3 separate regions of the Homo sapiens genome follow, and regions 2 and 3 are each linked to region 1. The links are chromatin contacts, found by Hi-C or POLR2A ChIA-PET in ENCODE. All regions are on one chromosome and are shown on one strand. Each heading gives the region's core, a stretch centred on a gene start or an enhancer-like site at or near the end of the contact. The rest is flanking DNA. Distances are from core to core; before and after follow the strand shown.

Region 1 (2,700 bases), core at 87-2,586:
GCTCTCTGTGCCCCTCCCACTGTAATTTAAGCCTCTCCCACTCTTCCTTAAGTCCCACCTACTCCCTTCAAAGTCCCCCACAATGTTCCCTAAGGATCTTGTATTCTTTGCCAAGCCCTTTTCCTTCCAAAAGGCCCTCCCACTCCCCTCTAAGCTCCTCCCACTCCTCTTCCAGGATGACCACTTAGCGAATGGGAGGGCAAAGATTTGGGGCTAAGCACACTGGAGTCATCCTTGCAGGGAGACCAGAATTACTCCTGTAACATCAGATAATAAAAATTCTTCATCTGTAAAATGGGAATAGTAGTACCTACCTCATGGAGTGGTGGCGAGAATTAAGTAAAATTGTGGCAATAAATGCTACGTGCCCACTTAAGCTGGTGCACAGCAAAGACGCAACAAGTAAGCTGTTTGGATGACTATTATCCCGTAAGTTCCTCCTGGATTCCTCCTTAAGTCCTACCATGATTGCTAAGTTATTTGACTTATCTAAGCCCCTCTCGGGTCCACTAAGACCCACTTCCAAAACTCCACCCAATTTTTCCTTTAAAGAAGCCACATCCTTTCTAAGACTCTCCACTGGACTCCCGTCACCTTCTCAGGCCTTCTCTACGAAGTCTATTCCCATCCCCTGCAAGTCCTTTCCACATTCATTATAAAGACCTGATAGTTGCATTAAACCCCTCCAAATTACACCCTTAAACTCCACCCCCCTCACTAGGCCTACCTACTTCTCTAAGCCACACCCCAGACAAACTCCATCCCTTCTACTCTAAACTCCTCCCTCCTGCTTCCTGGGCTCCCTTTACCCAACCAGCCTCAATGAGTTTCCTTCCACCCCTCAATCCAGGGCCTACCCACCATTCCTTCTGAGCCACGCCCCTTTATCAAACCCCACCTCTTTGCCTAAGACCCTCCCATTTTCTATCCAGACTCTCCCTCCTCCACGCCCCTCCCACTTCCACTCTAAGCTCCGCCCAACTCAGGCTCCTCCCAGCCCTTGCTCCGCCCCAGCAGCCACTAGGCCCCGCCTCCTCCTCCACCCCGCAGCCTGAGGAGCGGGCCCCCCCACTTGCCCAGTCTGCTCCAGGCCCCAGGCCCCGAGAGCCGGCCTTTTGTGCCCCTCCCCCTGCCCCTAAAAGGTGCAGCCCTGGGCGCCCGGTTGGGGGGCAGGTCGGGCAGGCCCCGGGGCCAGGCGAGTCCACCTCGCTCGTACGGAGCGTTGGTCCTGGAGACCCGGGGCGGCCCCGGGAGGCCGGGGAAGTCCGTCGGCTTTCCTCTTTAATTACTTACACCTCCCTCTGGGCGCCGACATTTTGGGCAGCGGGGGCAGCGTCACTTCCACCCGGGGGGCCCCTCGACTTCCGCCTCAGCTCCCTTCCCCCGCCGTACTCCCCCTTTCTCCCGCCCTCTTGGCTCCCCTTCCTCATCCCCGCCCTTCTCCCTCTTTCCCTTTCCTTTCCCAGCCCTGGAGGTTGAAGAAGCCAGGCCCGCGCCATCTTGGGTGAGGGCAGCGGGAAGGGGCGGGGCTTAGGGACACCCACGGCGCCATACAGACTAAGGGCAAGGAGCTGAGAGCGAGGGGGCTTCTCCGTGGCGACACTAGGCGATGCTAACGTAAATGAGAGCAGATACTATTTCTTTTTCACAGCCTCGGACTCCTCCGATTAGGATGTACAGTTGGACTAGGGAAAAAAAAAGAAAGCGAAGTGCGCCAACTGCAATACAGAGCTGGAAAAGACCGGCACCATCTTATCCACTTAGCACTCCATGGGCTTCGAAGCCTGTCCGGTGCCATGTTAATTACGGGCACTGGGCAGCCATTTTCCCGCTCCTCATCATTCGGTATCTGTCTTTGGGTCACCCGACTGTGGGCTTTGTGAGAGGAAAGGCGTTTCGAGGTGGTTGGGGATGTGGTGCTGGGTTATTTCCCACTGGGGACACACCAGGGCCGCCGGTGCGCAGGCGCGGCTTCCGGGCGTGGCCGCGACCGGTCGTTAGGACCCAGCGAGTCCCCTTTGTTTCCCGCGGGCGCGCAGGCGGGCGGGAAGGGCAGGAAGGGAGGGGCCCGGCGCTTCTCCGAGGGGCGGGGCCGGCACCGCGCGCCGCCGCCCCCGCCTCGCCGCCGCCGAGGGGCAGGGCCCCCTCACCCCCTCCCCTTCCCACGCGCCGGCCCCGTTGCCCCCGCGCGCGCGCACACTCGCGAGCCCCGGCGACATGCAAATGAGGTACCCGAGAGGCGGGGGGCGCAGGCGGGAGGGGGGGTGTGGGGGTAGGGGAGGCCGGGCCGCGCGCTCCCGGAGCGCGCCTCCAACACCTGTTCCTGCTCCCGCGCTCGCGCCCCGCGAAGCCGTCCGGGCGCGCGCGCGCAGACCCCCTTCCTGGCAGCCCCCGCCGCCCGCTTACCCGGCGCCGCTCATTGGCCGTCGCCCCCGCAGGGCCCGCCCCGCGCTTGGGCTTCGCAGCTCGGGGGCCGATGGGCGCGTCAGTACCGGGGCGAGGGGACGGGGAGGGTCGGGGGACCAGTCTCCCCCTTTCCACCGTTCCAAAGACCAGACTCCTAGACTAGGCTACCCCGTGGGAGCGAACCGTATGGAAAGGTGGTTGCTCCTCTCTGGACAGCAGTCTATGTGGCTGTTAAAGGGGAGGGGGGGGTGCAGGGGGGCACCTGCAGCACCTGCTTCCAGCTGCACCTGTGCC
Region 2 (2,700 bases), core at 81-2,580, 5.8 Mb before region 1:
CATTCCAAAGGTCCAGAACACACCCCCAAGGCTCATTCCAGGAATTCTTGGCTTCTGAGATTAGAAAAGGCTGATGGGGTGGAGTTTTGTTCCTACAGGTGACAGAAATGGACTCTTCCAGTTCCCTTTGTCCCAAATTTCTCAATCTCCTGGGGCGTTGGGAGTTCTGGCCGTTTTGCCTTCCCCAAAGCCAGTTTACCAAAGAGTCTCTGGGGAGCTGGGGGTTGGGGATGGAGGCTGGGGCTGGGCCAAAGCAGATTCACCTATTTCTTCTTTTAACAAATGTTGTTGAAACTGTTCAAGGCCAGGTCCCATTCTTGCCCAGAAGGAGTTCCCAGTCTGGAGGAGACAATCAATTTTGGTTTGATATCTGCTACAATGGAGGCTGCCCGAGAGACACTGCGGTTGGACAAAAAAAAAAAGGCAACATATATTGAAAAGTAAGCCAAGATACGGTTTACGTTTATTTCTGCTTTTTCACTTCCAAGCTGTGTGGCCCTGGGCAAGTCATTCGCCCTCTCGACCTAAGTTTTAACTTCTGCTTAATGGGACTAGCCTTGAATTACTGTTTTTCACTCTGAGATTCTAGGTCTCCTGACAACTCAAGTCCCGACACGTTGGCTGCAGAGAAGGGGGGAGGGGAGGAAGGCTTCCTAGAAGAGGATTTCAGCAGTCGGGGGTGACAGTGGAGGGAGAAAGGGAACACGGAGACGCTTGCGCAGTAAACACCGCACGCTCTCTTGCCTCGCCCAACCCCTTCTCTGCAGCAGGGAATTGCAGGCGTCGCTCCACCTATCCCAGCCGAGCGGAGTGACACCCTCCCCTCTTTCCTTCTCTACTGATCTTCGCCTTCCGCCCGCCCCACAGCCGCCCAATGGAGGGCTGAAGTAGGACAGATCTCGCCAATCCGCGACGCCTGCGGGGCAGGTCTACCCGTTCATTGGTCCCAGTCAACCTAAGTCCCGCCTCCTAGGACCGTTCCCCGCCTTCCTTCACGTCCCTCCCTTCCTCCTTGGAGAGCCGCTAGATCCAATCAGTGTTTGACCTGGCCGCGCGGAGGGGGCGGGCCCATGATACGCAATCGAACCCCGCCCGTCTCTCGGGCAACGCCTCCTCCCCCCCCTCCCCAGCTCCCAAACGGAAATAGCGGAACACTGGGCCAATCGTAGCGTCGTGCCTTTGCTTGGCGGCCAATGAGAGAGGAAGTGGGGGAGAAACCCGCCTGTGAGCGGCAGGAGCTCAAGCCAGTGGGCGGCTCAGAGCTCCGGACCGCGGGCGGAGGGGAGGGGCAGGGGGCGGTGCCACGGCCTGCCAGCCCGCCCGCCCGCCCGCCAGCCAGCCCTCCCCGCGGCCGGCTCGGCTCCTTGGCGCTGCCTGGGGTCCTTTCCGCCCGGTCCCCGCTTGCCAGCCCCCGCTGCTCTGTGCCCTGTCCGGCCAGGCCTGGAGCCGACACCACCGCCATCATGCCGGCCGTGTCCAAGGGCGATGGGATGCGGGGGCTCGCGGTGTTCATCTCCGACATCCGGAACTGTGAGCGCGCGGCCGGGGGACACTGGAGACGCGGGGGAGGGGGGAGCGTGAAATTGAGGGGTTTGGGGATCACAGAGGGACCCGGGGGATCAAAAGCCTCTGCGGCCGTATAGGGACAGCATAGATGGGCCCCAGGAAGAACTTTAGAGTGGGGGGCACGTAGGGGCTTGGGGTGTCATAGAGTGCCTCTTGAGGTGACGACACGGAGTAGCTAGAGGGGTCCGGGAGGGCTTGAAAGGGGAGGAAGCCAGTGAGGTCCCGGGGATGGGAGCATAGAGGTGTCCCCTGGGAAAGACTGAAAAGCTGGGGGATCTTACAAACGATGGGGTTAGAGGGATTCCCAATGTAGAGAAGAAGTGAAAGAAGTGTATGGCGGGGGTGCCCTGTGGAGCGATGGAATGGGAAGAGGCCAGAGGGGACCTGGAGGAAGTGGAATGCCGGAAGCCTAATGAAGCAGGGCTTGAGGACCTGGGATAGGGGGTGTCATACAGGGGAAAGGGGTTAGATAGGTCACCGAGGCTCCTGGCCAGTGGTATAGAGGAGGCCTGAGAGTGGTTGAAAGTCCATGAGTTTGGGGCAGGGAGATGATGGGACGGGGAGACTATAAGGACACCCTGGTGAAGGATAGAGGGGCTTCAGGGTGGGAGATTGCCTAGAAGACATGGAAGGCAGTGTGGAGGGGGCTAGAGGGGCAGCTGAGGGGAAAGGAGGGACCCAAGGAACACAGAGGAAAAGAGCTGTCGGTGTAAGGTCTTGGGAGAACCTGTGACAGGGAACGGGGGGCCAGGAAAGAAGAGGACATTAGAGTAGGGGATTGGGGAAAGGGTAGAAGAAGGAGCGCCCAGACCTCAAGGAAGGCGTTGGGTTCTGAAGTGCTTGAGGGGTAGATATCTGGAAAGCTGGGAATAGGGGAAGTCTAATCCCAGAGAGAGGTCAGGGGTCAGGCAGCAGGACAGGCAGGGATCTGAGCCCTTTTCTATTTGACCACAGTAATATGGGGACGGTGGTCCCTGCCAGGAAGAGTTGTCGTGACGATGGGAATCCTGGCGGCAAGTCAGCTCTCAACTCCTGGGAATGGCTGTGGGTGATTGGAGCTGCCAGGAGTCTTCAGAGGCTGCATCCGCATGGGCTCTGGGGTCAGCCAGACTTGGGTTTGCGTTTGAGCACTGC
Region 3 (2,700 bases), core at 186-2,685, 6.1 Mb before region 1:
CAACTCTGTACAAAGCCCTTGTCCCCATGAAATTGTATATAAATCATCCTTTTCTACCAGCTCTGGCCAGGTCTGTCTATGGATGGGTGTGAATGGGGTAGTTTTGATTTCAGAATCTTGGTTTTTGAATTGCAATGCAATGTTTCATTCAATACGTGTTTTCTGAGGTCCCCTGGAGCCCCGGGCCGGCGCTGGGCAATGTCAGAGCCTGGATTTGAGTCAGAACCAGCCCAGGTGCCCCAGGTCTCCTTGGCTATGGACGAGAAGACAAGGGATTCAGCGAGCCTGGGTGCAGGATGCCATAGGCTACTATGGAGATAAAACAGAGGCAGTGTGAGGGGCAACTCACCCAGGCAGGGAGAGCAGAGAGGCTTTCCAGAGCCAAATGGCATTGCGATGGTGACAAGCCAGATTTGGAGGGGGTGGGGAGGGCATCCTGGGCAAGGGACCCAGCTGAAGCAAAGGCCGACAGTCCAGAAAGTGAGAAGTTCCTCTGAGGAACGCTCAGTGGATTGGTGCAGCCAGGCAACTAGAAGCCATTCCTTGATCCACTCTTAGAGCCCCTGGGGAAGACCACCTCCATCTGTTTTACAGATGGATAAACTGAGGCCCAGATAAGGCCAAGGGTTTCTCCAGGTCACAGTGAAGTCGACCAGACACAGGAATCCAAATCTCTAAGCCTAGAATGGGCAAGGCTCCGGGGCTCACGCCGGTAATCCCAGCACTTTGGGAGGCCGAAACGGGAGGATCGCTTGAGCCCAGGAGTTCGAGATCAGCCTGGCCAACATGTCAGACTCCCCCCGTTCCCGGGCCACAACAAAATATATATATATATATATATTAGCCAGGCATGGTGGCGCGCCCCTGTAGTCCAAGTTACTCGAGAGGCTGAGGCAGGAGGATCCCTTGAGCCCAGGAAGTGGAGGCTGCGGTGAGCCATGATCGCCCCACAGCACTCTGGTGTGGACAACACAGCGAGACCCTGTCTCACAAAATAAAGTAAGCCCGGACTGAGTGCGGAAAGGCGGGCCTGGCGGGTCTGGTCTCCCCATGCGGGCCACCAGAGGCCCTGCAGCCTTCAGTCGCTTGAAGGGGTAATGGCGCTTCCACTCACAAACATGGCGGACAGAGCGTGTGAACGAGATGAACAGCCCCTCAAAAATATGGCCGCCGAGGCTGGACGGCCGTGCCCCAGCAGCACCGCCTCCGCGCCCCACGTGATCTCTCGCCGGGCACAGCGCTGACCGCGGAGGTCCAACCGGAAGAATGTCCGGATTGGACATTCGGAAGAGGGCCCGCCTTCCCTGGGGAATCTCTGCGCACGCGCAGAACGCTTCGACCAATGAAAACACAGGAAGCCGTCCGCGCAACCGCGTTGCGTCACTTCTGCCGCCCCTGTTTCAAGGGATAAGAAACCCTGCGACAAAACCTCCTCCTTTTCCAAGCGGCTGCCGAAGATGGCGGAGGTGCAGGTATGGGCTCCGCGCGGGCCGGGGCGGCAAGGGGCCGGGTGGGATCCAGGCCGGAATGGGGTCGCACCCTCTCTGTCTTGCATGTTTTGCGGAGCTTAACATCCATAATGAAGCAAAATGGAAGTCTTTTGGGATAAGGGGAATCTGTAGGAAATGCCGCGGCTCTCTTTAGGCCTAGGGTTGGCTACAATGTGGCATTTCCTTCTCGAGGCGAGGGTGATAGAGCTTCCAGCACAGGACAGGTATTTTGCAACTAGATTTTGCTTACCTTGAACTCGGGTAGTGGGTGGGGGCCCTGGGGTAGAGTCTTGGCCGAATTGGACCCTTGTGTGTCCTCAGCGATGAGGAACACGCGGAAGTGTGGCCGGGCGGTCTCGGGGCAATGAGAAACTGAGTTTTGGCCAAAATGGAAGGTATTTTTATCCCGCTCAGTGCGCGGGCTACTTTGATTTCACGTGGAGGTGTTAATCGGGGTCCCCTGCAGCTCCGGTTCTTTTAATTCTCAATGCCTTTCTGCGGGGGGTCGAGAGCTGTTGGCTGCGGGGCACTCTGGAATGAACTCGTTTTCCGTCGTTTTGGGGATTGGCGATTGTCCTGAGGCGTGTTACTGGAAGTCGAGAGCTGTGATGAATGGTTCCACAAGGATGGGACATCTTTTGGGCCTGACACCTGGGGGCCCTTTCCCTGGCTCCTGGTGTAGCTACTTAAGTATAAAGGAGGGATTGGCCCTGGAAAGGTTTCTTTGTGAGTAGTCTGTTGTTGGGGCGGGTGACATTTCAGAGCCAGGCCGATCTAGGCAAGTTGTGTTCACCAAGCATGTGTCTTTGTGCCTAGCACAGTTCGCAATGTTTTGCGTAGTTCAGTTAACCATATTCCTGAGGCAGTTACTGGTATCCTTGTTTTACAGAGGAGGAAATTAAATTGGAATTGGTGATTTTGGGCCAAGGTCACGACTTCAGGAAGTCTGTCTGGATTTTAGAGTCTTTGTACCAACGCTTACAAAGCATGTGTAACAACCAGTGTGTGCTTCATGCTTTTGCATTAAAACAATGAGGATTTCTACTTTTAGTGTTTTTTCTGAGACGGAGTCTCGCTGTGACACCCAGGCTGGAGTGCAATGGTGCGATCTTGGCTCATTGCAACCTCTGCTTCCCAAGTTCAAGTGATTCTCCTGCCTCAGCTTCCCGAGTACCTGGGACTGCAGGTGCCTGCCACGACGCTTGGCTAA

The links. Hi-C counts contacts between places; a loop is a spot of excess contacts on that map. ChIA-PET counts read pairs that join two places held with the same protein, here RNA polymerase II (POLR2A). Pooled maps may share reads with other maps.
Region 2: a pooled map shows a loop between it and region 1 (8-fold over the local background). The contact joins the promoter of AP2A1 here to the promoter of FIZ1 in region 1. A Hi-C loop is called at or near these places in 2 of 50 pooled maps. POLR2A ChIA-PET finds 5 or more read pairs at or near these places in 2 of 52 experiments (AG04450 and WTC11).
Region 3: a loop to region 1 is called in a pooled map, with 23 times the contacts of the local background. The contact joins the promoter of RPL13A here to the promoter of FIZ1 in region 1. A Hi-C loop is called at or near these places in 1 of 37 single-sample maps with no recorded cell type and 4 of 50 pooled maps. POLR2A ChIA-PET finds 5 or more read pairs at or near these places in 1 of 52 experiments (activated B cell).

What each region holds. Positions count from the first base shown.
Region 1 is chr19:55,598,181-55,600,880 of GRCh38, forward strand. It overlaps FIZ1 (FLT3 interacting zinc finger 1), which reads right to left and starts at 1,337. Exons shown (of 3, transcript NM_032836.3): 1 at 1,294-1,337. It overlaps ZNF524 (zinc finger protein 524), which reads left to right and starts at 2,108. Exons shown (of 2, transcript NM_153219.4): 1 at 2,108-2,228. RefSeq lists enhancers at 708-1,582, 1,583-2,456 and silencers at 934-1,353, 2,064-2,613.
Region 2 is chr19:49,765,671-49,768,370 of GRCh38, forward strand. AP2A1 (adaptor related protein complex 2 subunit alpha 1) reads left to right here and starts at 1,331. Exons shown (of 23, transcript NM_130787.3): 1 at 1,331-1,530. The coding sequence starts at 1,464. RefSeq lists enhancers at 1-973, 1,027-1,795 and a silencer at 886-1,465.
Region 3 is chr19:49,486,173-49,488,872 of GRCh38, forward strand. RPL13A (ribosomal protein L13a) reads left to right here and starts at 1,436. Exons shown (of 8, transcript NM_012423.4): 1 at 1,436-1,472. The coding sequence starts at 1,458. FLT3LG (fms related receptor tyrosine kinase 3 ligand) reads left to right here. Exons shown (of 9, transcript NM_001459.4): 9 at 1-59. RefSeq lists enhancers at 824-1,323, 1,384-1,503, 1,412-2,016.